4 separate regions of the Homo sapiens genome follow, and regions 2, 3 and 4 are each linked to region 1. A link is a loop called in an ENCODE intact Hi-C map of the cell type or tissue named here. Cell type or tissue: ovary. All regions are shown on one strand. Each heading gives the region's core, and the rest is flanking DNA. Links, peaks and the distances in the headings are about the cores only.

Region 1 (7,953 bases), core at 988-5,987:
TAAGTCAAAGTAATATATGCAGTATGAAAATTTAATGATATTTTCCCCAGTAGATTAAATTTCTAATTATGTGGTATTTAGGCTAATGTTAAAATCTGTATTTTCCTTAGTACACAGGCCATCAACAAGTGGAGGTGTCTGCTCAGGAAATACAACTTATTTCTGTCAAAAATATATTGTGAATAATACAATGTATATGCAGTGTATAATACTCTCCAAAGAAGGACAAAAATCAGGAAAACTACAATAGGTATGGATTTGCCACTTCAGAAAGCCACTGCCTTACCTGGATATGGCTCTCTCAAGTTTACAAGACTGTGGCATTAAACCATACTGTGTCTGAATACCTTTCCCATCCCCATCTACCAAGGAAAATTCTGCTGATCTTACAAGACCCAGATCAAGAGTTACCTCTTGAGTGCATTCTCAACATTCATTCATCCATTCATTCGTCATTCACACTCATCCATCCAACAAAAGTGTATTGCCTACCCTACAATATGCCAAGCTGGAGATGGCACATGGTGGTGTAGGTGCTACAGATACAACATTGAACAAACCATGGTTCCTACCTTTTTAGAGTTTGTGTTCTAATGGTGAGAAAGGAGAGAAAAACAAATTAAATATATTCATAATATTGTGTTTGGTAAGTGAAAACTGTTATAAAGCAAAGTAAAACACGGACTCAACTTGCTATCTTCATCTAAACCACAGAACACAGAAAGTACTTTGACAGACTATATTCTCAATTTTCCCAAGGATGATGCACAGCTATTACCATTCTCGATACATACGAGAGAAGTTAATTCATTGCATACAATGGATGCCTTAGGGAATGACATCTTAATTTGCAGACTGAGAGAGGGTGAAATAGAGAGTAACTGAGGTGCTATTTTAGATAATGTACTCTGAGTGGCCTCTGTAAGAATTGTACAAGGGAGCAGAGATCTTTTTTTAAAAATCCTTGAGCATGAGCCATGTGGATAACTAAGGGAAAAACACTTCAGGCAAGAAAACGAAATTCAAATTCCCCAAAACATAGAGAACTTGTTGAGTCTGAGGAACAGCTGGGGGAGGCCTATGTAACTGGAATGGAATGAGTGAAGTGCCAAGTACTGGGAGAAAAGGACAGCAGGTCAGGGTTGTCAGTAGAGGGTGCTCCTACCAAGCCTTATTAGACTGTCACTTTGCAGTTCAATTATAGCATAATCATACTATTTTTCTTCAGTTAGCAATAGGTTGTTTGAAGGCAGAATCTGTGTGACGGTCATTTTGTATTTCGACATCCAGCACTGCAACACGTTAAGGCTTAAATGTGTGACTGAACAAGTGAATGGATAGATGAATGAATTAATATATTCATACAGGGCTTTCACAAACAATATTCATTAATTATCTGCCATCCTTCCAGGAGGCGGATCTAGTCTTACTGCATCTAATTTACATATAAAAAATCTAGGATGTTCATCAACTTGCCTGCAGGTACAGAATTGCTAAGATCTAGGAAAAAGGACCTTCCAAATTCAGATGTTTGACTCTTAGTTTAATGCCCTTCGTATATATTGAGCTTCCAATTATGGTTAATAGAATGGACAGAAGTAAGTTTTTTAAAAAATCACTGTATATCACAATACTTTCTGAAAATGGTAGATGCAAATGTAAAAGTTTACATTGTTTTTAGAGTGGGGACTGGCTGCCCTCTCCTGGAAATATGAAAAAATCCCATGAAGCAAAACCCATTTCTCTAGTCAATCTAAGACATTCCTCCACCCACCCACTCACCTTACCCCTCTTCCCCATCTCTCTGTTTCCTTTCTTTCCTAAACTTTTCTTTCATGTTTGTCAACCTAGATTAATGACAGGGGGTTCTTTTTTTTTTTGGCTGTAAGATTTATTTTTAAAACCTGAACTGCATCAGATACATAATACCCATTTGTTTGCAAGTTGTTGCTTTAAAATTTATTATAATCCATAGCTATCCCAAGCTTTGAGCTTCAGTTCACATTCCCTTTATATCCTCATTTTCTCCAAAATCCAGACAGCTGCCTGGGGTCCCAGCTATTACAGTCAAAACTATCGGTGATTACAGAGATGAAGAAACGTGGTTTCTCTTATTAGCTCAGTACACTTATTCTTACAACTCAAAGTGTGTTCCACAGTCCAGCAACATCAGCATAACCAGTATTAAAAATTCTGAAGCTCAGGCCCCATTGTGCTGGTAATATTTACCAGACAATTACATGCACATTCTCATTTGAGGAGCTCTGCTCCAAGGATGCTATTGAGGCATTGGTGCTACACTGAGCTGGGGTTCGAAGTCTCCTTTGTTTTCAACCATGTGGGTGGAGGTTAGAGAAAGATTTGTTGAACACACAACACTGTAGCCACAATCTCTAATACAGTTCATGGTATTTCTTTAAAAATACAATTCCATTCATTCATTATTAACTGATGCCATTTCTTATGTTCATCATAATCACTTTATACATACGTACCGAGTTTAAAGACAAGGTCTTAAAGTGGATATGTTCACGAACATGTGCGTGTAATGATAAATACCAAGGGAACATGGCTAAGAAATGGCATCAACTGATAAAGAATAAATGAATGAATAACAAAATTTTATTTTTAAAGTAACAGGGTGGACTGTGTTAGAGACTGTGGGTACACTGCTATGTGTTCACCAAAACCTATTCCCTCTCCACCCTGTCTGTGATCATGTGACTGTGTTCTGGCCAATGGGATGGTGCTTGACTGATTACAGGCTGGCCTAGAAAAAAACTTCCCATGCAAGATCCTTTCTCCAGCCTCTGGCTGGAAGTAAGGATTCCAAAGCCCTAGGGCAAGTGTTAACAAACTGGTTTTGCACTGCCTGTGAGCTAATCATGTTTTTTACATTTTTATGGTTGAAGAAAAATTAAAAAGAAGACTATTTCATGAAAAACCTATCAAATTCCAATCTCAGCATTAAAGATAAACTTTTATTGGAATACAGCCACACTCATTCATTTACATATTGTATACAGCTGCTTTCACACTACAAAGGCAAAGCTGAGTAGTTTTGACACAGACCAGAAAGTCCACAAAGCCTAAAATATTTCCCATCTGGCCATTAACAGAAACAGTTTGCTGATCTCTGCCCTAAAGTCTGGCTGAACTACAAGATGGGAGGAGCATGGATCCCCAAGTCACTACAAGGAAGGCTGTCCACCAAATATCCTCATTGGACTCTTACATAAGAGAGAAACAAACTTGCAGTTTCAAAATTTCACTCAGATTTCAGGATTCATCTGTTTCAACTCATACAAAAAATTTCTTTTTTAAAAAATTAGATGTCCAGAGGGCAGTGTGACAGACAGGTAAACTGAATAAAGAAGATGAGAATGCATAATTTTAAGGAGATACCATTTTTGTATTCACAGCGTTTAAGTCATACTGGGGCTACCACCGAGAAGGGGACAACTTTTCAGTAACATATTTTAAAATAAGTGTAATATATCCCCTCATTTCCACTAGGTGGCACTTAAGACCATTTACATTTTCAAAACGGCTCTATTTTGTAGTATGTTGTGTAATATAATCCTTTACTCCCACTAGGTGGCACTTAAGATCCTTTATAATTTCAAAACTAATACATTTTGTAATGTAATGTGTAATATATCCCCTCATTGCCACTAGGTGGCACTTAAGATCCCTTATTCAAAATACACATTTCAGGATCATCACAAAGTTTGTAATTTAATTAAGGTGGAACTATCAAAACCTACTTTATACTCGTTATTGCTGGAGACAGAAAAAGATACAAATCAGAACCTCTCCCTCCAAAGAATTGATCATTTGTAGATTTATAGTATAACAAACAACATGTATCTTCCTATCAAATTCCCAAATTAAAATCTTCTCATTTCAATAAACTTATTGTTGGTTTGATAATCATTTAAATTGCATAAACATGTTTTACCCAAATGTTCACAGGTCCCACATAAGCAAAATACTGCCCTAAAAGTCTTTGTTTACAGAGAGAAAGGTCACCAATCCTGTCTTCAAGATGCATCTCTAGTAGTGACAGCCATTAACATGCATCATCTTGCAGTCATTTTGTGATTCTTACCATATTTTGTCCAAAATACATTGTGTATCCTTGACAAAAATGTGTTGAAACCAAGTAATAGTTTCTAGACTATGATAAAGAATGTGGGCTGCATCCTGAGAGTAATTATAGAAATATTGAAAGGTTTTGGATTTTTGGAAAGATCACTGTGACATGGAGAAAGAACTGGAGGACTGAAGTGGTCAAGACTAGAGACTAGTTAGGTGGCCTTATCTAGGATAGTAGGCCCTTACAATGGAAAGAAATAAATGGACTCAAGAGACTTGAAGTAGTTACAGTTCTTATCTCTGTGGGCGATAAAGCCCATAAGCTGGAATCAGCTGACTTAGATTCAAAATGGAGATGCTGCCTACCGCAATAGTGCTCTCATGGGAATTAAATAACATCAATATCAGGTGCTTGCTGTACTGCCTGTTGACATGCAGTTGAGCAGTGAAGGGTGTTATTATGGGTCCCACTGTCTACACTCTAGAGAAGATGCTTACACCCTCACACTTAGGTTAATACTATACCTCCATATTGGGCTCCCAGTACCCTATATCTATGGTGTAAAGTGGAGTTTCTCAGCCTTGGCAATATTGACATTTGGATAATACTTGATGGCGGAGGCTTTCCTGTGCATCATAGAATGTTTGACCACATCCCTGGCCTCTACCCACTAGAGGGCTTCTAGAAGCATCCCTCCCCTCCAGCAGTGGCAACCAAAAATGTTTTCAGACATTACCAACTGTCTTCTCGGGGGCAAAATCATCCCCCTTTGAGAACCACTGGTACAGGCCATGGTAGCGAACAGCCCTGTCCAACAGAAATACAATGTGAACCACAAATGAGAGCCACTATGTAATTTATAACTTTCTAGTAGCCACATTAAAAAAGTGAAAAGAAACAGGTGAAACTGATTTTAAACTATATTCTATTTAACCCAGTGTAGCCAAGGTATCATAATTTTAACATGTAATCTACATAAAAATTATCAATGATATAGTTTACATTTTTTCATATTAGTCTTTGAAATCCAGTGTGCATACCTAACCCTAACAGCACATCTCAATGTGGACTCAGCACCTTACAAGTGCCCAACAGCTCCATGGGGTTAAGGGCTACTATATTGAACAGTGCGGAGACAGTATCTCATAGCGTGCATTTTTATATACTGATACCATCTTATTTTCTTCCCCCCATTTCACCATCATCCTCCTTTATCTTATTAGTTTCAAATTTTTAACCACATACGGTATTACATAGTTTCTTTTTATTGCAATAAGAGCTGGTAGGAATAAATTATCAACAAGTGGCCCCTCTCTCCAGTTCCTCCACCATGGCCACTGCTACCTTTGTTGGCTTAAAACACACTTGCATTTAGCCACCCTGCTTCCCATGTATCTGTGTTATGTCTGCCCCCATTACCCATAGAAGTCTCTATCTCTTCATCAAATCATTCTCTGTGCTGACTAATGTTTACCTTCTAGAATTATTCCCATTTATATGGAGACAGCCATATTGTCTCCTTGGGAAAATTGCTTAAATCTTGCATGGAATGAGTCAGCAAACTTTAATGTGATGTTCTGCAAGCCATATGGACTCAACCAACATCTACTGAAGAGCGCTTCATCCTTACATGAGGCTACTTGTTTTACTTATCCTCAAAATAATGAGCCTTCTTGCTGAAAGCGGCAGGTCCCAGTAGCCCACCTTAAGCTTTTTCTCCTCAATGATCAACAGCTTTGATGTACTATAAAAGGAAGTTTTAAGGGCCTCTGCCCTCCTTTAAGTCACCATATTTTTTCCCCATATTCCATAACCACCCGGCATCTCTCATCCCCATGCCCATCTGTGTTGAAGCAGACACCGATTCTGGGGCTGCATTCCAGTCTCTCATTAACAGTGGCCTGGCTTACATCTGACAGTAAGTACGATCCAAGATGGCCCTGATTAACATCCTAGAGAAGAGGAATCTGTGATATGTTCAAAGCAAACAACAGCAAAAAATTCCATTTCCCATTGTTGCTCTGCAGATATCCTTTGGGTTGGAATTTAAAACTATATTGCTATGGCTCCTGAAAACTAGCTTCATATTTTTGTTAATGTTTATGTTTTCCTGACCATCACATTGATGAAGTTCATTCACCATTTATTCATCATGCAAGGATTTTTGTCAGCATCCTTTTGAGGTCCAGCTTCAGCTCATTTTCCTTTGCCTATCTGACCTTAGTAAGCCCACAACATAACATAGAGCAAGGCTGGTGGGCCAGAGGCTGGTGAGTGAGCCAAGCCAACCAACCAGTGTAGAGGGTGGAATAGATGCTGTAGGTACCCCATCATGTCCTCTCAGCACTCGCTGCTTCAGGACATCCCATGACATCCAGCTTCACACATAAGCAGCTCTCTGCCTATAAGCTTTCTCTTGACTAGGGAAAAAAAGGAAAGCCAGAAGTGCCAGGGACCTAATGCCCCTGGATGTTGCCCTGAGCCAACAGCAGCTGAGATTTGGAGGATAAATACCTCAGTGTCCTTGTCCGTTGGGTGGGATAACTCTGAGTTGTATTCTATACTGGCTTATAGGGTTCCCTAATGGGATTGCAGCCCATCTCCTAAAGTGGAAATGTGCTCAACAGTACACCTGTTATTGGATTCCTCCCTTCTCTGTCTCACACCTCCGCTCCTCTACTTTTATTCTCCAAATAAACTCCTTGAATGTGAATCCTTGACTCAGGTGCTACTTCTGGGAGAACCTCATGCAAATCACACTCTGTTTAATAGATAAATATTTTGTTTCTTTGTGAACAATCACCATCAAGAGAGACGATAAAACCTTAATGAAAGTTGAAAAATAATTTAACTTGTGGTATGAAAATATGCACAAAAACATATTTCTGGACAAAAACGTAACTAAAGAAAGCAAAGAGCCTGTACAATTATTTTTGTATTGTCTCTGATATTTGAATTTTTTACTGTGTAATATTTACCAAGGATAAAAAGTACGCTTGAACTCTCTCAAATAATAACATAATAGGGGTTTGCATAAAATGAAATTACCAATTAGAACTTTTTCACGGAAGGGCCTTCAATTTTTTACACCTAAATACTTCAGTAAAATCCAGTGACTTGTTTTCCTAGACTTGATAGAATGTGCTATCACCATCACAAATATTTCAAGCATAGATTCTCTTTCCACACATGATGAAAACTGGGAGCTGTCCCTCAATACTTGTTCTCTTCTTCTGTCACAGTAATACAACATCCAATTTTAGCTGGCATATACCCATCTAGAATAAATATTAGATAACCCAGCCTATTTACAATTAGGAATGGCTATGTGAATAAATTCTAAACAATGAGAGGGAATCAGAAACGTCCTGTCGCGACAACAGATACTTTGCCTTAAGAGACAGTGGTTCTCAACTGGGTGACTTGCCAGCCAGGGAACATGTGGCAATGTCTTGAGACATTTTTAGTTGTTGCAACTGAGGTTCCTACTGGTATCAAGTGGGCAGAGACCAAGGTTGTTGTGAACATTCTACAATGCACAGGACAGCTCCTCTCAGCAAAGAATTACCCTGCCCAAAATGTCAACGGCACAGAGATTACACAACTCCAAATCAGACACTGGATTTGAAACAAGAACTCAGAAACAATTGCTTCTAGTTCTTTTAAGCTCTGGCACAGAATCCAAGGGTTTTTCGTGTCTCTAATATCTACAAAGCAATAAAAGATGATGCTGGCTTATGTTATTAGCCATGGTATTTGAAATATCCCAAGTTCTGAACTTTTGTTCAACTTGATTCATTTTCTCTGTCAATCACTAAAGCAGTAGTTCTCATAACTTTCTGGTCTCAGGACCC
Region 2 (7,953 bases), core at 1,272-6,271, 390 kb before region 1:
CACACTGTACTGGGACAGTGAGGGAGAAATCCAGTTGTAATAGGTTAAGCCACTGCCCCATTTCGGAGTTGTTACAGCAGTTAGCTTTCCCTAAAGGATACAACTTTCTTTAGGAAACTGAAGGGAAAGAAATAACAGTGCATTTTGCAAGGCAAAGGAGGAGTCCTTGGGGCATGTGTACCCAGACTACCATTTTCCTATGAATCTGCTCTGCCCTCCACTTCTTAAAAAGCAGACAAGGAACAAGAACAAGGCCATGTTGGGGACAGGGGAGTGGGGGATGTGAGTATTTACAAAGAAACAAATGATAGCTGAAACAGGTGACAGCTGAAACTGGAAAAGGAAAATGGAGTAAGGCTCTTCACAGGATACAGTGAGATATAGTTAGAAAAGGAATCAGCACTAGAGGGCATTACATTTAAAAATGCACTGTGCTTTTAAAATGTAATATGGGAGATATTACAAAACAATGAGAAAGGGAATATAAATATAAATATAAAACAACCAAACAAATAATTTACACATTTTATACCATATATAACATGTATTCCAGATGGATTAAAAAAATTAAGGTTGAAACAATGAAATGACATTAAAAAGAAACGCATACAGATGACTGACTATCCAACGCTGAACTGAAGATTAATTTTATGAAAGAATTCACAGAGAAGAGACAGTGATAAAATTAATTATGTAAAAAAAGAAAATGCAAGTAAGTAAACAATATGGAAAAAGAGTTAACATCTTTATTATATAAAGAGTTCATAAGAATTTAAAAAACACTGGCATACATAAATAGGAAATGATATAAGTAACAATTCAATGGGGGGAAGTTCAGCAAATTAATAGAAACACTGAAAAATACTGGTAGGAAAGAAATGCAAATCAAATTAACAAATGCAATTTTGTTTTTTAAGTTAGCAAAAGTGAAAACCCACTAACTTGCAATACTGATGAGATTTGCACACAGCAGTGTAAAATCTCCTGCCATCCACAGTTTACAGAATGTAAGGTAGTGGGTCCCATACAGCACAGGAGGTGACTGTACCTCCAGATTCTTGGAAAGCCTTGTTATATTTGACGCACTTCCCTGTTTGGGATTTATAACCTTTGACTTGCTTTCCAAAATTTTGTGAATCTATTAATAATTTGAAAAATTAATTACATAAAAGAGGCTCCTGAAAGTGTAACTTATTACAACAATAACAAAAAATTTCAAATGACTTAGTATTGGTTTGTAAGCTATGATTATGCACTCTGTGGAATACCCCTGGCCCTTAAAAAGGATAATGGAGAGTAACTGGAAAATGGAAGTTAGAAAATAATACAAAGTTGCACAGACAGAGTGACTGTAACTATGAAAACCTTTGCAAAGGAAATGGAAAAAAATATAGTCAAAGATTGGCATATTTGGGTGGAAAGCCTAAGGATAGTTTCATCCCCTCCCATTTTCAGCATTTCCCAAGTAATGTTTGACAAGCATGTAATATAATGATAGTAAAGAAAACTTTAGAAAATAATTTTAAAAGTAAATGCAATAAAGTTTAAAATTAATACTTCACCTGTCATTCCTGGGTCTTTGGATCCGCTTTTTAATGTTGAATGCCAAGTTCCCCAGATATCGAAAGGCTCCTCTGACAGATCTAGGGAAAAAGTGTATAAAAAGGTATATAACACAAAAGGAAAATTAAAAATCAATGAACATTTTAATAACATCTCTTCTGTGCAAAGTATTGTATTCAAGATCCTGTTGTATACAAAACAGAATACAATTCAGATCCACCTTTCAGCGTGTTCATTCTACTTGGGATTTACAAAAAGGCCCTTTCTATATCATGCTCGTGGTAGACAGAATAAGGGCCCCCCCAAAGATATCTGTGTCATAATCCCACAAATCTACAAAGATGTTATTTTCGAAAAGGGCTTTGCAGGTGTGATTAAATTATGGTTCTTGAGATGGGGAGATTTTCCTGGATTATCTGGATGGGGCCAATATAATTACAAGGGTCCTTATAAGAGAGGGGTAGGAGAGAAGATGTTGCTAGACTGTTGGCTTAAAAGATGGAGGAAGGGGCCTCGAGCCAAGGAATGCAGCAGCTTCTAGAAGCTAGAAAAGGCAAGAAAACGATTGTGCCCTAGGACGTCCAGAAGGGAAAGAGGCCCTGTGGACCCATTTTAGACTTCTCACCTCCAGAACCATAAAATAATAAGTTTGCATGTTATAGGAAATGAATAGAAGGGTGATGGGTGACAACAGCTTTATAGGTGCTAAACACATTAACACAGAACTAGAGGAACAATAGAGTTTCTGTACTATCCTCAGGAATACTTTGCTATTGGTATCACTGGATTTCTTCATGCATGCATTCACTCATAAATCCCCTTAGCTTATCCATCAATATTTATGGAGTAAGGCACTACATTAGGCTTTTTCACCATCTCATTTAATCCTCACTACAATCCCATGATGGGATTATAATTACGATTTATAGCAGCAGACGTCTACTGGGTGCCTCCACGTGTTCAGCAGTTCACATGCGTTATCTCACTTCATCCCTAGGAGGTTCCCAGCAGATCATTTTACAGACGATGCAACTAGCGTAAGGAGCAGGTAAGAAATGCACACAAGATTACACAGCAAGTATTATCGAGTGCGTATTACATTTGAAGTGCTGCGTTGAGGGCTTTACATGGATTAGTTCATTAAACTCAATGAATTAAATACTGTTATCATTCTGAGTTTTCACAGCAGGAGGAAATGGGACTCTGGGAAGCTCAATCGCTCACTGGAGATCCTGCAGGTTGAAAGTGGCAGAGCAGGTTTGTGACTCCCAGTATAGTGCTCTCTTGTCATTGGATACTAACACTATTTGGTTCTGGAAGGTTGTCTTCATACATATAGTAGGTTCAGCTTGTTTTCTTTAGAAATGTAACAGCAGTAATTGGGTGGCACCTCAGACTAGCAAATATGCAACCCAAATCCAGTATACATAAAGTTCCTAGGATGCTGGAGGGAAAAAGAATCAGCTGGGAATAGGAGTGGCTCCTCTGGGCATGCGTTTATTTCCCAGATATCTGAGACTTGGAGTGTGGCCTGCAGGGACCCTCCCAGCCAACGACTGGGCTCGCCATACCTTCCTCTTCCTAGAGTAGGCGTTCAGCAGGTACTCGGTAAATGCAGGTTGAATTACAGAAACATCAAATAAGGGAGAGACGAAGAGAAGGTCCGAAGAGCCCCACACCATGCCACATGCAACAAGAGGAGGGTCGCTTGTTTTGGCCAGCGCCTGCTGGCCAGGCTCCAGTTACCTTTCCCAAGCCTTGGTCCAGGAGAACTTTCCCTTGACTTTGACGACGACAAGTGGCCCACCAGCATAAACTGCCCTGGCACTCTGTAAAGCTTCTCCGAGCCCCCCGGGGCCGCGTCCTCTTGCATAGCCAGCAGGGAGCGCTCAGACAGCACTGGGGAGTTGTTGTCATAAGGGGAGATGTCTCCGCTGGAGGCCTTGTTGGAGTCTGTAGATGAATGCCTCCCTCCCACGGAAAAGGAAACTTCCGACTGCAGCATGTCAGGGCTTCTGGCACAATGAGACAATTACAGGTGCGTGAGTTTGTTAACAAGTAGTGACCAGATTTAAACAATATGGCTATTACACAAATGACTGGAGGAGTATGCGTGGACACGGGCTGAAACAAAAAGACCATTTTGAGCAATGTTCCAAGACATGTACATCCATGACGTGAAAGGGTTTCAACGATATGACCAGCAGAGGGCAGTAAAACCCAACAGATATAACAGGAAAAGGCAATGATGGAGAAGGCACGGTGAGAATGAAACCGACAAGGAGCCCTGCATTTGCCAATGGGCATCGCTAAGTGCCTCAGGGACTCATTCCTGCTTCCATTTTTAAGTGAAAGTCTGATGCTCACTATCTATTAGGTAAGGATACACTAGTAGATAACTCTTTCACTTTCCTCAATATCCTGCATTAAAAATAATTCAGATAAAACTATGGTTGACACTTTGCTTGAAGTTCATTATGGCTTTCTGGACAACTTTTCCATCCCACCAAAATACTTACTGTACTTAGTGTAAATAAATCCATCCTTCATGTGATAAAGATGTTGATGCCACCGGTGGGAATAAGTGTTTCATGTATAAAGTAGTGACAAAAACAATAAATATATGACCCTCACTAGACTCCATTTTATTCAAATACATCTAAAATGATTCTACAAGGCACTAGTGCTTTTACAAACTGATATGATGTACTAATTAGTATACCATTATCATAGTTCTGTGTTCATGAGTTGTCACAGAAACAGAAATAACAGTGAAAATGTATGTGGAACAGAAAAATGAGAACTTGAGCAACGTGAAAAGAGCATGGGAAGTCTTACCTGGAAACATCTTTCTTTTCTACCCTCCTCAAAACTGGCCCTGACAACATCTTGAAGGGAAACAATCACAGATTGATTAAAAGTTCCAGAACCTACATCTTTTCCCCCTTACTTCACTTCTCTTTACTAGTCTTTGCTCTCTTTTGGCTTAATTTTTCAAAACAAATCCTTTTTATTTCTTAAAGAAGGTAAACACATGCCTGAACAACACTTTCCTAACCAAATGGTTTTGTGCATGCAAACTGGAGGAAGTGCATTCACAGGGATCTAGCTTCCTCTGAGGTTTCCAGCAGGGGTTAATATCGCCGGGAAAAACATCCCAGCTTCTGTGATACTGCCACAGCCGTAACTGAGGCAAACACGGGCCTGAACCCTTTTGCTGAGGACATTTCCTACCAACATGGAATAAAGAAGCCCCTTCCTTGCCTCCTCTTTGAACTCTCATCACGTAATCTTATGGGAAGGAGCCAGAGGACTGCTATGAGGATGATTTTCCAGGTCTGCAAGATCTCATTGAGTGGTTGTGAAGTGCATCCCAGGGTGGCTGCATCTGTCTCACCTGGGAACTTGTTGGCAATGCCAATTCTACAGCTCCATTCTGGACCTACTGACAGGACTGGCTACACCATTTGTGGAGCCCAGTGCAAAATGAACATGTGATGCCCCGTGTTTAAAAAGCGTTAAGCATTTCAAGATGGCCACTGCAAATCAGTAAACCAAATGTGGGCTTCTTCTGAGTGTGGAGTCACAGCCCTGAAAGTCAGCTCTGCCTATTAAAAGGGAAACTCAGGGTGGGGCCAGCAAATTTTTTAAAGAATCCCTCCAGGTGATTCTGATGCACGGGGATGTTTGGGAACCTCTAATAACCAAACCTTATTTTCCTCTCTCAATCTGTAGATGTGACAGTGGGCTAAAGGTCTGCTAAGAGCCAAATCAGGAGGGAAACCAAAGATGGTAGCCAAAACTGCAGCATTGGCTGCCCTGGGAGTGAATGTGGTGGTCCTGACCTTGGGGTGACTGAGGCCACAGTTAGGAGAAGGAGGAAGGGTGTCCCCATCCCAGCCGATTCCTGGACCTCCTCTGTCTGCCTTAAGCAGGATCCAGACAACTGAATGTAGTGTAGTCCCATTGTGGATCAGAACATTTTGAAGTGAAAGGGGGGTAGGAAGTACCAGTGTAGTGTTCTCTGCTCTTCTGGTTCAGTCTCCTAAGTCAAGCCGGCAAAGTGACCACAGCTGGGCCCTCCATCAGGGAGGAAACAGTGGGGGTGGCTGAAGCGAATCCCTGGAGGTAGAGGTAGATGAGGTGTCTCATAGTAGACACAGGCTCTGAACCTCCTTGGGATGGCTGGGGTCACAGCCAGGGACATAGACAGAGGGGGCATCCAATGAGAGACGATGTCTTCTTTTCACAGTTTCCCCACCCCCCAGTGTATCCCAGCCATGGGAGGAGATACAGTGTGAGTACACATGGCAAGCAGTTTGGGAAATATACTTATGTGAAATATCCCCTTGGCCTGTGAGGAGAGTAAAAGTTAATATTTATACAGAGTTAATTATGTGGCAGGCACTGTACTAAGCTACTGTTAACAACTCTCCTTTTTCCTGACCTGAGTCTGGGATTGAGTGAAAGAAACAAGGAGCTGACTGAATGCTGAATACCATGCTCTCTAGCAGCAGAGGCAGTTAGGGTTGGGATTCTTCTAGAATTTATTTGGTAGATAGTGTTCAACATTATTACAAATCAGTAGTAAAATGCTCTTTCTTACTTAGAGTTAATAGCCTTTTAAAATGTTTAAAATATTTCCCTATCATTTTATTGTCTTAGCAGAGGTCAGGAAGTGGCAGCCAAATTTGCCTAAGAACCTATGTCCAAGAATTATCTTCTCACATGAAAGCACACCGATTAAAAAAAAAAGCTGTTTTATTCACTCCTCAGAACTCTCATAACAACATAGGCAGTTCATAGATTTTTTAAAAAAATAGTGTCATTCTATTGTTTTATATCTGTCAGAAGCAAATCCAGGATCAACATATATACACATACTCACATATACATACATACCCAACACACACGCACATACATATACATATTCAGACATAAACACATACATATACATGCATCAACATATGAACACATACATATACATGCATCAACATATGCACACATATACATATTCATAAACACATATACACACACACAAATATGACATAGACATGTACACATATACACAGACACATATTACATATACACATAAATGCAACTATATACACATGCATATACACATACACCCACTTAGGTGATACAATTGGAAGTAAAGACACAGAACAGAGAGAGAGTAGGATTGCTGAATGGAGGCTGGAGTCCGGAGAAATTTCCAGAGACTTGGAAGCAGAATTGTGAGGGCCTTTCAGAGCATGTCTCTCCTGTAATGGGGGCTGGGCATCCAGTCATTGTGGATACCTTCATTACACACCTGTGCTTCCTGTGTCTGTCCATTTTCCATTTTCCACTTCTAAATCTTTCTATTCTATCCCAGTTTCTGAAACATTTCTAAGTTTATGGAAGCTATTGTAAAAGCAGCTTGTCAAATTTATAAATCAGGTAAAATCTATAAAGTTCTGTAAGATTTTCCATATAAAAATCACAAATCAAAAAACAAATTCTTATAATCCAGAAATTCTGCAAGAAGACAGGGTGTGAATAAATCCGGGTGTAGTGTAGTGGAAATGTGGATGGTAAAAGTTTATAGGAAAGGAAATTTCTCTGACCCTGAAACCTAGAGATAAAAGTGAGAAAAGAAAGAAAAACTACCTTTCAGGCTACAACTGTCAGAGAAGTGGTTGTCTGCCAGGACCAGGGTGCCTGATGGTGGCTAAAACCCATCATTGTGAGTCAGCTCTGGGAGCTTCTTGAGTGGGCATTACCTTCCTACAAACCAGTTCCAATTGGCAGCACTCTAATTTCTGAACACTGGTGGAGAAATGGGCCCAGGAGGGGAGGTTTTAGTGATTTTCCACAGGACACTCAGTGTCAAATCTAGAAAACCATACCATCTTTTGGATATGTCCGAAAAATGAGATAAGCAACCACAATGTTTTCTCTCAGATTTGACTCTAGGATAATCCAACCCTAAGAAGATAGTTTTGAGTTCAGGGTCCCAAATAAAGGCATTAAAATACTCATGTATCTATTTACATGAAATTTTTACTCTGATCAGTGATTCACTAGATGAGGAATAGTCTAAAAGCACATAGTGACATCTCTTTGTATGTCTTGGAGTTTGATGGATTGAGGTTCAGAATGTTGGGTGAATGAGTTGCCAGTTGACATAAGTTGGCATCCAAAAGTGCCTGGTGGCTTCTCTTTCCAGTCTCAGAGCATCATGGATTGAGGTTGGGTGGACAGGTCACCAGTCTACATGGGTTTGCCTCCATGCATGGAGGGTTTCCCCGTTAGACCCCCAAACCCCAGGACCATCTACATACAGCATGCATGGCCAATCTCAGCTAACCAGACAAGCAAGGGATGGGCATGGAGAGCGAGTCACAT
Region 3 (7,953 bases), core at 924-5,923, 200 kb after region 1:
ATCTCATTCATATGTGGAATCTAAAAAAGTTGAACTCATAAAAGTAGAGAGTAAAATGGTAGTTACCAGGGGCTGGGGAGATGGAGGGTTGGGAAGTTGTTGGTCAAAGGATAAAAAATTTCAGTTAGATAGGAGGAATAAGTTCAAGAGATCTATGGTACAGCATGGTGACTATGGTTAAAAAGAACATACTGTATTTTGAAAATCATTAGAAGAGTAGATTTTCAGTGTTCTCACTGATAAGTATGTGAGGCAATACATATGTGAATTAGCCCTATTGAGCCATTTCACAAAGTATACCTACTTCAAAACATGTGGTACACAAAAATATATACAATTTTTTTAATTTTAAAAATTAAACCTAATTTAAAAAGAAAAAAATCAATTAATCCACGGAGTTCTATCAATTAATGATGGTAAGGAATCCAACCAAAAATGATGACAATGGTGTTGAAACTCAAGGCAATACCATCTGTGTATCTTTGTGGATAAATAGGCTTGACGGTAGAGTTCTATTCCCATTGCTTCTGTGGTCCTCAGCTCTGGCTGTTTTGCAGGGTGCTGATGTCCAATCATGTAATCATTTATAATTCAACCTTGTCCTGAGGAACCCTTTCATTTTAGGATACCAGGTTAGGTTCCTGGGATGTATGTTACCATCTCCTAAATGGACTCAGCCAAAGGTCAATCAATGCCATTGATAGCCAAGAACATGTCACAGCTGTGTTTTCTTTTCCATTGAATTAAATTAGAGGAAATTTTGAATGATTCAGGGCCCTGCCTTCCTACAAATAGTTTTGACTTTTGAAGAAAATGTAAATTAAGGAAGCGTTTTCAGAGAGATTTCTTTGTTCCCACTTCTGAACCCCCTAGCTGCGTTCTATTCTGGTTCATCGTCCACATGATCTATTTAAAAGAGTTAACTGAATAAGTTACTTGAGGAAACTTGCAGAGAATACTCATACCATAATAGAAGACAAAATTTCTGAAGGTAGTGACTATAACTGTGACATCACAAGAGGTAGAGTTACTAGCAGGGTGTGGGTTCCTCTGCAGGTCCACTGAAACCGTTTCGTCCCCTCCATCAGGGCTGCATCTTCGCCTAGTAAGAGAAAGCGGTTATGGAAATCTGGACTGTTTTGATTTTTAATGTACCAATTAGAGGAATTACCTTCTTCTATAATTTATGAGTCAGAAATCGAAGCAACTTCATACATTTTTTAAAAGTTGTAAAATTCTTTTTTCTAACTACTTTCCATATTCTCTCATTAGACCTGCTTTTTTCTCTAAAACAAAATGATGTCTGGAAGACTAGCTGGCATGAGTAGATTCAAACATCTGTGTACCATCTGAAGCAAACTCCAGACCAATCATTTGAAGTGAATTGGGCAGAAGACTCACAAAGAAAGTGGGTTGTACAGAGCATGGAAGTCCCGGCAGAGGTTAGATGTTTTTGTTTTCTGTTCTCTCCTGTATCTCTTTTTCTCCACAGATTTCTCTGTTCTCTTCAGCCCCTCCTCCTTGCTCCTGTTTCTAGTTTTAGAACAGCATATTATAGTTTGGTGAAAATGAATACTTTATTCCACAAATGGCAGCTATTTTTAAAATGTTTTTTGTACAAAATTCTTACCTTATGAATTTGCCTCTCCTGTGCACACATTAGGGTACAATAGTTTAAACTAGGGTTTCTTAATCTTGGCACTGATGACACTTGGGGCTGGATGACTCTCGTGTGTGGAGGATTGTCCTGTGTACTGTAGAATGTTGAGCATTCCCTACTAGATGCCAGGAGCATCCCCAGCTCCACTGTGACAACCAAAAATGTCTCCAGATATTGCCAAATGTCCTGGGGACAGGGGCACAAAACAACCATCAGTTGAGAACCACTGATTTAGAAGAATGTGGATCTCTTATTTTCCCAGGGTTACAATGAGTATAATTAATGAAAAATATAAAATTTCTACTAAAAGTGTCATGCTGTAGCTGGATATTTTGATTCTTAAGTGGGACCTGTTTTCACATCATTTCAAGTGCCTTAACAGTCTGTCTAGCCTAATTAATATGTAGCCCTTATAATGTTAAGATATTGTCCTATAAAGTGCATGTCACTGTCAAGCTTGATGCTCATGCATGGTTGAGCCACAGCTGTAATCACTGTTTCTCTCATTGCTCACCCTGTATACCAACCTATGTGACAGTCGCAATTGCAACATCTAGACTTCCTCCCCTGCTCTTTGAAAGTAACCTCATCTTCTATTTTCCATTCTGTTTCAGTCTCAACTTTTTGTTTTGTTCTCTAGCCAATTTCTCCTTTTTCTCAGGCTTCCATCAAGAATCCCTGCTGTCTTGGGTTTAAGCAGCCCATTGTATGGAACAGTATCAAAGGCTTTCTGAAAATTGAGATTATCCATGTTGTATGAATTATCATTTTCCAATGCATCTGTAAGCAGCTCCAAAGTATACAAAGAAGACAGTGAAGTTAGATAGAGAGCATCTTTCTACATAAAGCCCCTCACTCTTTGTCTTCTTGAGGCCAAAACACCCATCGGAAAGGGAGAAAGGTGCTTGTTGAATATGTTTTGCATGCATTCCAAATATTTGTATGTTTGGCTTCATGTTGACAGCCACCTGGAAGGCTGATAAAATTTTTCTTCTGGATTATTTGGGAGTGTGTAGCCAGAGCTTCTGTGTCTTCACTGACTGTGGCTTATTCAGAGTTAATTAATATTTATTGAGTCCTTTAAAATATCTATTTGATCTTCATCAGCATCACATAAGGTATATGTTTTGTTCCCATTTTACAGATAAAAGAAATGGGTCTTGAAGACTTTGGTCACAAGATAAGTGGCAGACTCCAATTTGAACTTGGGAGTTCTGACTTCGACTCCAGTTTCCCTCCTCTACAGCATAGGGAAAGTACCCAGGGTCCTGTGCCCAAGACATGAGTTTTAATCCACATTAAGCAACTCCATCCTCACTACTCGAGATATAATCTTTGGACCAGCAACTTGAACAGCATCTATGTGCTTGTTAGAATTGCAGAGTCCTGACCCCCACCTAAGATCTACTAAATCAGAATCGGCACTTCAACAAGAACCCCAGATGATTCCTATGTGCACTAAATTTTGAGAAGTACTGCTGTTCAACTCCGTGAATATGGAAAGATAATGACCCAGTTGTGTCACTATACTGTGTCCCTTTGTAACACCACGTTCCCCAGCAGCTTAGCCTCTTCCTGATGCCCCTGCCTGCCTTCCTCTACTATGGTACTCTTATATCCTCCTATGGTACTCTCTAACATTCTATCTTATATTTTAGGCCAGAAAAGACCAAAAGTTTTTTACCTCCTTTGCCAACACAAAGTTCAATTCACAGTGGTTTCCTAGAGCATTGTGTTGAACAGGATTCTGAGGCTCTGTCTGGAGAGGCTGGTAAAAGTCTGATGTTTGCCATGGGTGTAGGAAGTGAACGAGCAAAGCATGTATGCCATGGATTTGCCATTCTTGTTCTGGACACTCCTTTTCTACTTCTCACTATCAATGCTTATGTATTTATTACCTCACTGTCTCAATGCCATGCTAAGTAACTGCACAGAAAATGTGACGAGCCAATTCCAGCTAATGGTTGATCAGTGACTATGATTTATTTATAATTCTCAAGTAACTGTGCATTTTGATAGGGCACTTTAATTCTTCGCAAAAATAAAATTAATGGTAGAATTTTTACTCATTGGGCATTTTGTCATTTTTCAATTCCATCCATTTAAATAAACTTAGGATCACAATATGCTGTTTGGGACCTCAGTTCCCCTACCTTCTTGTATATTGGCAACATTGGTGAGGAAAGGCATCCTATAAAAAAGATAATGGACCAGTTTGTGTCCATCGACACCACCAAAGAGAAAGGAGCAAGACCTGCTTAAGGACACCAGAAATGGAGGACTGTGGGGAACAACTGAGCCAGTTACAAAGACTGGCCCTACCAGGAGCAGTTCAGCAACTCAGACCCAGCCGCAAAGGGCACTGACAAACCACAGGAGACTGAACGATTGTAATTACTGATCACATTTGCTTAGAGTGTTACCATGTACAAAATGCTTTCTCATTTTTCTGTATTGATTGATCCTCTGAGTTATTTGGCTAAGCCTTACTTGTAATCATTGTTTTTTAGATTCCCCATATGCTTTCACTGGGGTTGGGGGCAGGATCACTGAATGTGATTCTTGGAAGGTGGGTTTTTATGAAAGAAACAAGATTTATTGAGAATCCTGAGTCTGGTCTAGGAAGTGAATGGGTAAACTATGTCCAAATAGTAGTAGGCATACAGGGTTCACGACGACTATAAAAGGCCAAGTAGTGTTTACACAGCCCTTTCCATCAGGAATGTGTGAGAATGTAGCTAAATGTGGATGGGATTGTGCCATCTGCCCCTTTAGTCAGGCAGTCAACAGACACCTGGGGACATGTACAGCTACAAGGAAACAGCACTGCACTAGACCAGAGGAACATAGATGACTAACACAATTTCTTCCCCTAGAAATTCACCATATGCCTTCATTCAGCTCCAGATTCTCTTCTTTCATTACCTGGATGTCATATGGTTCTCTTTTCCTTGCTAATCCACATTCAGGCTGATTATGAAAGTCTATGTAAAGACATTTGCTTTCTTTTGTTTGATTCATGAATGCTAGAGTTCTGTTTCTTGGCCTTTAGCTCATTAACATTCAGTTTCTAAAGTACAAGTGCTTTCTTTGCAAATTTATGTTTAATTACATGATGACTACATGAATGCATTCTCATTTGTAAGATAGTCACCCATACAGCTTCATTAATTCATCTTTGATATTCTTGCCTCCTGTACCCACTCTGAGGCTTCTCCACAGAGGTAATGACTGTTCTCAGTTATTCTGAACTGTTCAGCATCCCTCTAACAATGTCTGTTCGTATTTGCAACTCACCAAACACTTGGCTTGGCTCATTTTATCTATCCATCAATACCTTCTACAAAACGCTTTCCCTGACTGTGGTTAGAGAATGACAGCGCCTCTCTGGCATGAAAGAGCAGAGGACTGGGGGCAAGGGGCACTATCTCCAGTACCAACTGTTCCCTCAAAGATTCTCCTTTCCTATAGCCTTTAGTGAGCCTGTCATTTTCACCTCTGCAGATTCCCCTGAGCAGCTACAGGCCGGAGTTACAAGCTTACCCTGGTTGCAGAGTTCTGCCTTGCTGCAGTTGGGTTGTTTGACCATATTGTCACAGCTACGCTATTTTAGGGTAGGCTTTAGAAGGATGATAGTCAGATGACATGGAGCTAAGCTATACTAGGTGCCCACTTTCAGGAGATGGTTGACTAAATTCAAACCTGCTTTGACTAGTGTTTCTCTCCCTTCTTAATCTCCCCACCCCCTGCCCAAGTGAAACTTGGTTATGGTTCTCTAATGCCTTAGGTTTCCTTACCCTTGGGCATGCCTAGCTGCCCCTTTTCCCTTTTGTCTTAGAATATTTCCTTTCATTTTTTTCCTTATTTGAGAACTAACACACTGCTAGAACTTTTTCAGTGTTTGCAGAAAGGTGGTGTATGTCAAAAGATGCTGATGTCTAAAAGATGAAGATGGTAAAATTGCTAGATGGGACCCAAGGGCCAATATGGCATGCTGGTTCCTTCCACCAGTTTCAATGATGCTCCGGTCACTTGCAATGAGATGCAGTTGTAAGGTAATAGATGTGGGCTTGTCTGTAAGTAGATTGTGTCTATTTGTTTACTTTATAAAACTTTATAGAAATATATTCCACTGAGATGGGCTTGGATATTGTATTGGGCTGACTCATGATGCCAGCAGTTATAATGAGACCAGTAAATTTATTAAATTCCTGAGGCTAGACTGTTGCTGCCTTCTCTATGTTATACCATGTATTAGTTTCTTATTTGCTATAGCAAACTACCAAAAGTTTAGTGGCTTAAAATAATACACGTTTATTCTCTTGCAGTTCTGGAGCTCAAAAGTCTAATATGAGTTTTAATGGGATAAAATCAAGGCAGTTTTTTGCTCTGGTTCCTTCTTCCATCTTCAAAGTGCATCACTCCAATTTCTGCTGCTGTCATTCCATCTCCTTTGTTTATTGACTTTCTTGCCTCACTCTTATAAGGGTCCTTGTGATTACATTGGACTCATCCACTTTGGTATGCCCAAGTAGGGAGGTCAAGAGAAGGCTCTGACTGGACACTTGGGAGTAATAAAGATACGGAAAACAACTGAAGCCATATTGGATGATGGGACACTACATAGAGCAATGGTTCTTAATCTTTGAGGAAAACTGAATGAACCCTAATGATCTTTGCTTCAGAAAAATGCAAATTCAGACACAATTTCACATGCAATTTTAGCGGCTTAAGTATTCTCTAGGCATTCATGAATGCGAGGTTAAGAACTCTTGATGTATAGTTATCTAGGATAACTATTCAGTTGGATCCTTACCTCATAGCTCTCACCAAAATACATTCCAATGGCTCAAGGATTGGATCATTATCAAAGAAAACATGGAAGAGTTTAAAAAATCTTGTGTGTGATAGAGGCGTTTCTAAGCATAAGACAAAAATCTCTAACACATGAAAGGAAATATTAAAAAATTCAACCACACAGGAATGTGTGTGTGTCTGTGTGTGTTTGTATTCTGCATGGAAATAAAATCATAAACAAAATTAGAAGGGAAATAACAAAATGAGAAACACTTTGCAACTCATACCAAAGCCGAAGGGCTTTCTTAACAGTAAAACATTCTTAAATTGATAAGAAAAAGACCAACAGACTAACTGAATAAATGCGAAGAGCAAGTTCACAGAAATTGATACAAAAACTTTTTTGAATCTTGAAAAGATGCTCAATTTCATAAAATGCCAGTTTCTTTTTTTTTTTTCTTTTCTTTTTTTCCTTTTTGAGACAGGGTCTTGCTGTGTCACCCAGGCTGAAGTGCAGTGGCACCATTATGACTCACTGCAACCTCTGCCTCCGGGATTCAAGATTCTCATGCCTCAGCCACCCCAGCAGCTGGGATTACAGGTGCACACCACCATGCAAAGCTTTTTTTTTTTTTTTTTTTTTTTTTTTTGTATTTTTAGTAGAGACAGGATTTCGCCATGTTGGCCAGACTGGTATTGAACTCCTTGCCTCATGTGGTCCATCCATCTCTGCCTCCCAAAATGCTGGGATTACAGGCGTGAGCCACCATGCCTGGCCAAGAGAAATGCCATTTTCAAATATTAATTTGAAAAATATGAAGACAACTGAGCACAGTCTTAGTGATAGTAGAGGAAAAATTCCATACATATGCTGCTACTGGGAATGCAGTATGTACCACCTCTAGCCCAGTGTTCATCAAACTGAAATGTGCACACAGATTACCTGGGAATCTTGTTAAAATGCAAATTCTGGTTCAGCTGGTCGGGGGAGGGGCCTGAGATTTTGCATTTGTTTTTGAGATAGAGTCTCACTGTGTTGTCCAGTTTGGAGTGCAGTAGCATGATCACAGTTCACTGCAGCCTTGACCTCCTGAGCTCAAGTGATCCTCCCACCTCATCCTCCCTCGTAGCTGGAACCACAGGTGCATGCCACCACACCTGGTTTATATTTCTTGTAGAGATGGGTTTTTGCCATGTTGCCCAAGGTGTTCTCGAACTCCTGGGCTCAAACGATCTGCCCACCTCCCCTTGCCAAAGTGCTGGGATTACAAGCATAAGTCACCACACCTGGCCCGAGATTTTGCATTTCTAACAAACTCCCAGGTGAGGCCAGTACTGCTGGTCCACAGAACAGACCACACTCTGTGTTATAAGCTCTAGTAATTTGTAAATATTTAATAAATTTTTAAATAAAAGTCTCTCTTCAACCATCAATACCATTTCTATGAATTTTTCCTACTTTTATTCTCACATATGTGGGAAATGGTGTGTGTTCT
Region 4 (7,953 bases), core at 1,477-6,476, 190 kb after region 1:
GCAGAAATGTTCTTCTGTCTAGGCCCCCAGGCTGCTTTTAGGACACTTCCCTCTCGTCTTCCATGGCTCCTCTGACATCTCCCTCATGGACATCTCTGCTTCCTTCCGTGTGTTCCATGATTCCCCATGTTCTGACTGGCTAATGCACACTGTATTCTTCTATCCAGATTCCACTGGGAGCTAGTCTCACCAGCCTAGTGAGTTTCCACCACCGCATTGGGCAAAGCCTTTACACCAGGCCACCTCAGGGGTCTCCCCAAGCTATGGAAACTCCACTCTTTGTTCTTGGGCCACCCTACCCCCACCCAGGTGGCTACCTCATGCTAAGAACAGGCTGTCACAGATTCTCCTTCAAGGCACTGTGGATGGGGTGTGGCCCAATAGGAGGGAACTTTGCACTTTCCAGGTTAGTATGTCTGACAAGTCCAGCACAGACCCAACGTATGTTCTAGTAGTCTTTCCTCTATCTTAATTGCTTATTCTTGATAGATGTCATTTTATCTTTTGAGGTGGCATGGTTGCTCAACATGAGCATAGACACAAAGGCCGGGTGTGGTGGCTCACATCTGTAATCCCAGGGAGGATTTTGGGAGGCCGAGTTGGGTGGATCACCTGAGGTCAGGAGTTCCAGACCAGCCTGGCTAACGTTGCAAAACCTCATCTCTGCTAAAAATACAAAAATTAGCTGGGCATGGTGGCACGTGCCTGTAGTCCCAGCTACTTGGAAGGCTGAGGCAGGAGAATTACTCGAAACCGGGAGGCGCAGTAAGCTGACATCATGCCACTGCAGTCCAGCCTGGGGGATAGAGTGAGACCCTGTTTCAAACAAACAAACAAAAAAGACACGAAAGCAGAGCCTGGAGCATCCATGGTCTAGTTCAGAGGCTATGCCATGGGAATAATAATGGCTCATACTAATAGCTAACTCTTACAGAGGACTTTTTAAGAGGCAGACAGACAGTCTTCTAGATGCTTCACATAAGTTAACTCATTTAACACTCACAACAACCCTCTGGGGTGGACACCATTAATATGTCCCATTTTATGCCTAAGGAAACTGAGGCACAGAGATTCCAAGGAACTTGCCACATGTGTGTATTAACAAATAAATAAGAAGGTATAGGTTTAAAAAAAAGAAATTCCTTGAAAAACAAAGACATTTGAACTGAATTTGGTGAGACAGAGAGACACTGAGGTTTTTGAGACCAGAATGATTCAGCAGGAGCGAGATGGATTAGTGGCCCCTGAAACTAGGGGTAGTGGCTGATCCAAAAAGCTCCTGCAGAGATCCACATCCAGGGGAGAGGCTCTGAACTGGAGTGGTGGCAAAGGCAGTTGAAACAAGAAGCAGGTACTTTGGGAGGCCGAGGCGGGCAGATCACGAGGTCAGGAGATCGAGACCATCCTGGCTAACACGGTGAAACCCCGTCTCTACTAAAAATACAAAAAAATTTAGCCAGGCGTGGTGGCAGGCACCTGTAGTCCCAGCTACTCGGGAGGCTGAGGCAGGAGAATGGCATGAACCCAGGAGGTGGAGCTTGCAGTGAGCCGAGATCGCGCCACTGCACTCCAGCCTAGGCGACAGAGCAAGACTCCATCTCAAAAAAAAAAAAAAAAAAAGAAGAAGAAGCAGGTAGACAAAATTGCAACATCTTGTAGGACTTCCTGAGTAATGACAAGAGCTGTAACCATCAGGGTTCAATGAGGGAAAGAAAACTGCTAGGAGAGTGCGATGGATTGAATTGTTACCCCCCAAATTCGTATGTTGAAGCCCCAACCCCCAATGCGATGGTATTTGGATGTGGGATCTTTGGGAGGTGAGTAGGTTTAAATGAGGTCATGAGGGTGTGCGCCTCATGATAGGATGATTGTCCTTATAAGAAGGGGCACCAGAGAACTTGCACTCTCTGCCCTCTACCACGTGTGGACACAGTGAGAAGGTGGCTGTCCGAAAGCCAGGAAGAGGGCCCTCACCAGAACCTGACCCTGCTGGCACCCTGATCTTGGATTTCCAGCCTCCAGAACTGTGAGAAATAAATTTCTGTTGTTTAAGCTACCCAATTTGAGGTATCTTGCTATGGCAGCAGAAGTAGACAAAGAGAGAGGAATGGATAACGGATGCATTTATAGTGGATAAGGCTGATGCAATTGTGGGAGTTGGTGAAGCAATTTACAAAGATGAGGAATCTGAAAGGAAAGCTTGACACCGTTCATGACACTGATGCCCATCGCAACAGAGCCAGCTGTCTGCACACCTGGCCCAGGCCTTGGGGAAGCTGAGGGGGACATCAGAAGGAGCTGGCGGAGCTGTGGTGCAGGTGCTGGCCTCATGTCAGCAGATCTCATGTCAGCAGATCAGTGACAATGTGCAGAAGCCCTGCTCAAACCTTCAGAGTGTACAATATATGACTTCTGCTTCAATTCCAATTTCCAAGTTGCACACAAAATGTCCTGGGTGGCCAATATTGCCTGGAATCAAATGGCAAAGGGGATGCTGTGAAACCTAGGCTTAGCTGAGTTAAGTTAATACAGCACAAAGCCAGCAAGATAGTGGATGAGAAAAAGCAGACAAGTAAAGAGGACCCCAAGTTTTTGTGCATGCTTGACTAGAAAAATGGTGATGATTCTAGGAGATGTTGGAAGACGATGGTGAGCTTAGTTCTGCTGTAGTCTTTGGCATGTATGTAGAAACATCTAGCAGGCAACTGAAGACTTAAAGAGAGGACAAGACTGGAAATAAAGACATAGGAGTTTTTAACCAAGTGAGGTTTTGTACACTTCTCCATTCTCTATGCTGCTGAAGGAAATGATGCAGAAAGTGCATGGAGCCATCAAAAATTGGATTTTGTTCCTTTTAAGAGAAAATTTTATTCTTCATTTGATTCTTTCATTTAATGAAAGAATCACTTATTGAGCAACCACTTATTGAGCACATGTATAAGTTCGTCATAGTGGTTCTAAGATAGAAAATCTAGGGTCCTGCAAACAAAAATCACCTAAAAATGCCTCAGACCAGGCTGTTATAGGGTTTGTCCATGTTGTGGAAGCTGCTTTGAAGATTACGCTTGGAAAAGAAAGGAGAAGGCACTTAAGAGAATCAGTATGTGTGAGATATAGAAGTTTTTGCACTTACCCTTCACTTTATAAAGAGAGGTTAGTTTTCAGAATGGATGTACTGCTTTATTATTTACTTATTTATTTTTTTATTTTTGTAGAGATGGGAATTTGCCATGTTGCCCAGCCTGGTCTCGAACCCCTGGGCACAAGAGATCTGCCCCCCTCGGCCTCCCAAAGTGCTGGGACTACAGGTGTGACTGCCAGATGATGTAATGCTTTAAATCAGTGAATTAAGACAAGGGCTCCACAAGAAGATCATAAAAGAAAAAAGACCACTAGGACATGTCTTCCCTGACTTCCTCTTCTTAAAGAGCTACAGAAACTTCAACATTCAGGCTACCAGGTCAGCCTCGCCCACCTCACCTAAGCGGACCTAAGTCTGGCATCAGGTGGGTCTAGCATGGCTCTTGCTGCCTCTACACTTGGACCTCTTCACACGGAGGTCCTCAGTCCCTCCAGCATCTCCTCAAGTTATGTTCTAGTCATAGCACCCCATTAGGAGCTCTGCCTGAGGGCCATTCCATTTGAATGGGGCCTTGACAATCCTTTCTGACTTTCTCCCTGGGTGCTGAAATTGGAGAGAGAGCTTTCTCCACCCCTGACCACAAGTTTGAACCCCTGCCCAAGCAGTGGTGCCAAATGCCCTTGCACTCATTGGATCTTGTAATTTGCACAATCAGCCACCTGTTTATTCAGGCCTACAGAGAAGAAATCTCCTGAAATCAGTACCTTTATATCTGCGGTCATTAGATCACCTACATCAGAATCAAATGTAGGGTTGCTTTTAAAAAAAATGCATGTTCATTTTTGCTGACTCAGACTGTCTAACAGCGTGGCTTGAGAGTCTGCCTTTTTAGCAAGTATTCTAGGTGATTCTTTGTACATTACAGTTTGAGACCATTGATAAGATCAAGCATAGACTAACTCCAGGGGTGCTCCCACCTCCCCAAAAGCTATTGGGCTCCAGACTGTTTCCTTACCAAGCCTATTATTAGTTTGACATGATTTAGTTGATCTCTCTATTCACACTGTTCTCAAAGTGTTGTTTTAAAATTATGCGTAGGGTATCTTGGTAAGTAAATTTTGATGTACCATTAGGCCGTTATTGGAGTCTCCATCTGGTGGCCACAGTAGAGAATGGCATGTTTCACTGAAGAAATTATGGGCAAGTGTAAAACTGGGGAAATTAAAAAAAAGTTTCCTTGGTGTCTTAAGGGATTGGCAATCACAGTCTTTCTTTTTTATTTTATACGCTCTAAGTTTTTCTTCATATAGGCAGAACACTTTGACACACAGCTGTGGACTGTACTTTCACTTTCAAACAGAGACGATTTCAATTAGATGACCTAGCCCAGCAAGCGCTTTCTGCAAAGGGCCAGATAGTAAATATTTTAGGCTTTGTGGGCCATATGGTCTCTGTTGCAGTTGCTTGACTCTGCTTTTGTAGGATAAGGGTAGCCACAGACAATATGTACACAAATGGGCATGGTGTGTCCCTATAAATATTTATTAACACTGAAATTTAAATTTTGCATCTTTTTCACATGTCACAAAACATTATTTGTATTTTTCACTCATTTAAAAATTCAAAAACCATTCTCATCTTTGCAGGCCTTGCAAAAACAGGCAGCAGGTGGGAGATGTTTCGCAGTCCATAGTGTGCAGACACCTGGCCTAGCCTATATAAACCGCTTTCCTTCAGGAATATTGTGAAGGATACATAGTGGGTATTTGTGCTGAGTATCTCCTGTTTGCATTTCCATATACTCGAGAAGTGTGGGGCTGTGGGACTAGTGTACCTTCTGGTCTAGAAACTTTGAAGCCTGTAGAGCCTTGGCAAATGACCACAAAAGCTAATAGGCTGAGTAAAGGAGCCCTATAGAATACAGTTTGTTCTAAATATAGGGTTGCAGACAAAATTTACAAAGCATTTGAGGAAATCAAATACCATGAGCAATAACAAGGAACTATAGATAATAGAGTCTGATTTGACCATTAAAAGGAAGGAGTCAATAAATGAATTAAACAGTAGGGTAAACACAGCTCAGCAGAGAACTATGAATTTAGAGAAGGCTCTAAAGAACAGGCCAAACTATAGTGCAGAAGGCAAAAGACGTGGAAGTTGCTAAAGAGAAGTTAAAAAACAAGACAGATAAACGGTAAACTCCAACATACAATTAGTAGGAATTACAGCTAAAGGGATGGAGAGAGGTAATAATCCAAAGGCTAAAGCCCAAAATATGTCCAGGACATTTTCTTCTAGGCATGTGTAAACTCGATTTTAGTATTGTAGAGTGCATGAAAACGTGGACTTTGGAATCAAAGAGATTTTGGTTTGATCATGATTACGTCACTTAAAACCTGGGACCCCGAGTAAATAACTGAAGAGTTGGTTTTTTCATCTGTCAACCAACCTTACACAAGGAGATTGTGACAACAAATGCAGGAAAGACTTAGCACAGGGACTGACTCTTGTTAGCCACTATAATTACTGTAACTGAGAGGCACATAAGAGACCTCAGAGTGCAGCGCTGATCTTGGCACTAAAGATGATACCTCAGAACCTCTCCAATTCTTAAAGTGTTCCTCTCTCACACAATGGTCTTGAATAAATCATTTTTATTTGTCTTAACTCCTCTCTCTTTCTATCTTTTGGGTTTGATTTGTTTTCTTTGTATGTTCCCTGCCATCTCGCACTAAGTTCCCATCATGACCAGTTTCCCTAGTGAGAACTGTCACTGTATCAAGTGATATTTGAGGTATCCTATTGTAGTCATCAGGCTATATTTGGATCCTCCATTGCTACTTCGGTATCTGGCCTTTCATATATACATAGAGGTTTTTTTTATCATCTTGTCTTGAAGTTAGAGCCCCCTGAGATCTTTAAGAAATGAAAAGTCCATGTCATTTAGCCATTCCTGGGAGAGCAATTAAAAATAAAAATAAAGAGCAATAAAAACAAATTAAATTTCTTTGAACACCAAGTGGTTTCTCACTCTTAAGTGACTTTCTTATGTTTTGTTTTTATGGAGCCTGGGATAATGACAATCTATCTTGTCCTTGCGGATTTCAGCAGGAAAAGCACTTGACTCACAGGGAGAAATTGGCTGCTCTTACTGTGCGGTTGTTCCTGGATTAGCATCTCTACTTTGATCCTGTCTTCCCTGACTGCCTACATCCCACCCACAGTCTCTATGCCATAATATCTTAATATTAGCTGATAATGGGGACATGAGTTTGGGTAAAATTGAAACCAGTAAAATCCTTTGTTTATCATTGAGGATCGAACTAGTAATTAATGGCTTTGGTAGCCCTGAGCTGCAATTCTCCTTGGCCTGGTCTTTTTTTTATAAAAAAAAAAAAAAATACAACTTCTTATTTTAGAGACAGAGAGTACATGTGCAGGTTTATTACATTGGTATATTGGATGATGCTGAGGTTTAGGGTATGAATGATCCTGTCAACCAGGTACTGAGCATAGCACCCAATAGGTAGTTTTTCAACACATGACACCCTCCCTCCATTCCCCCTCTAGTAGTTCTCAGTGTTTGTTGCCATCTTTATGTCCATGAGTACCCAATGTTCAGCTTCCACTTGTAAGTGAGAACATGCAGTATTTGGTTTTCTGTTCCTGTGTTAATTCACTTAGGATGATGGCCTCCAGCTGTATCCATGTTGCTGCAAAGGACATGATTTCATTCCTTTTTATGGCTATGTAGTATTCCATGGTGCATATGTACCACATTTTCTTTATCCAGTCCATTGTTGATGGGCATCTAGGTTGATTCCATGTGTTTGCTATTGTGAATAGTGCTGTGGTGAATATGTGAGGGCATGTGTCTTCGAGTAGAACCATTTGTTTTCTTTTGGGTAGATACCTAGTAATGGGATTGCTGGGTCAAATGGTAGTTCTGCTTTAAGTTCTTTGAGAAATCTCCTGACTGCTTTCCACAGTGGCTGAACTAATTTACATTCCCACCAACAGTGTATAAATGCTCTCTTTTCTCTACAATCTCACCAGCATCTGTTGTTTTTTGACTTTTTAATAATAGCCATTCTGACTGGTGTGAGGTGGTATCCCACTGTGGTTTTCATTTGCATTTTCCTGATGATTAGTGACGTTGAGCATTTTTTGTATGTTTATTGGCCGCTTGCATGTCTTCTTTTGAGAAGTGTCTGTTCATGTCTGTTGCCCACCTTTTAGAGGGGTTATTTGTTTTCTGCCTATTGAATTATTTAAGTTCCTTATAGATTCTGAATATTAGATCTTTGTCGGATGCATAGTTAACCAAATATTTTCTCCCATTCTGTAGGTTGTCTGGTTACCCTGTTGACAGTTTCTTTTCCTGTGCAGAAGCTCTTTATTTTAATTAGATCCCACTTGTTAATTTTTGTTTTTGTTGAAATTGCTTCTGAGGATTCAGTTACAAATTATTTCCCAAGGTGGATGTCCAGAATGGTATTTCCCAGGTTTTCTTCTAGGATTCTTATAGTTTGAGGTCTTACATTTAAATCTGTAACCCATCTTGACTTAATTTTTGTATATGGAGAAAGGTATGGGTCCAGTTTTATTCTTTCACATATTGTTAGTTAGCTATCCCAGCATCATTTATGGAATATGGAGTCCTTTCCCCATTGCCTATTTTTGTCAAGTTTGCTGAAGATCAGATGGTTGTAGGTATGTGACTTTATTTCTGGGTTCTCTATTCTGTTCCATTGGTCTATGTGTCTGTTTTTGTACCAGTACCAGGCTGTTTTGGTTACTGTAGCCTTGTAGTATGGCTTGAAGTCGGGTAATGTGATGCCTCCAGCTTTGTTCTTTTTGCTTAGGATTGT

Evidence for each region. Hi-C counts contacts between places; a loop is a spot of excess contacts. Peaks named below come from ENCODE experiments on the same cell type or tissue, not always from the same donor. Only the 100,000 strongest peaks of a DNase experiment are listed, where the experiment ranks them.
Region 2: it touches region 1 in a loop (3-fold over the local background); 80 of 110 quality-filtered maps call a loop at or near these places.
Region 3: it touches region 1 in a loop (4-fold over the local background); 69 of 110 quality-filtered maps call a loop at or near these places.
Region 4: it touches region 1 in a loop (4-fold over the local background); 69 of 110 quality-filtered maps call a loop at or near these places.

The regions. Positions count from the first base shown.
Region 1 is chrX:11,529,729-11,537,681 of GRCh38, forward strand. All of the region lies in intron 1 of ARHGAP6 (Rho GTPase activating protein 6), which reads right to left. Among named protein-coding and RNA genes, the nearest start is that of ARHGAP6, 130 kb to the right of the region's middle. In ovary, for the core only: CTCF peaks have their summits at 1,643 and 3,586 (motif pointing right); no DNase peak of the experiment used is centred there; H3K27ac peaks cover 2,041 bases.
Region 2 is chrX:11,140,671-11,148,623 of GRCh38, forward strand. ARHGAP6 (Rho GTPase activating protein 6) reads right to left here. Exons shown (of 13, transcript NM_013427.3): 11 at 3,310-3,578; 12 at 1,563-1,643. Among named protein-coding and RNA genes, the nearest start is that of HCCS, 33 kb to the left of the region's middle. In ovary, for the core only: a CTCF peak has its summit at 3,777 (motif pointing right); no DNase peak of the experiment used is centred there.
Region 3 is chrX:11,731,629-11,739,581 of GRCh38, forward strand. It overlaps LOC105373131 (a long non-coding RNA gene), which reads left to right and starts at 1,061. Exons shown (of 3, transcript XR_950513.3): 1 at 1,061-1,105; 2 at 1,273-1,442; 3 at 2,805-3,725. In ovary, for the core only: no CTCF peak of the experiment used is centred there; no DNase peak of the experiment used is centred there.
Region 4 is chrX:11,720,367-11,728,319 of GRCh38, forward strand. No RefSeq gene overlaps it. Among named protein-coding and RNA genes, the nearest start is that of MSL3-DT, 34 kb to the right of the region's middle. In ovary, for the core only: a CTCF peak has its summit at 4,235 (motif pointing left); no DNase peak of the experiment used is centred there.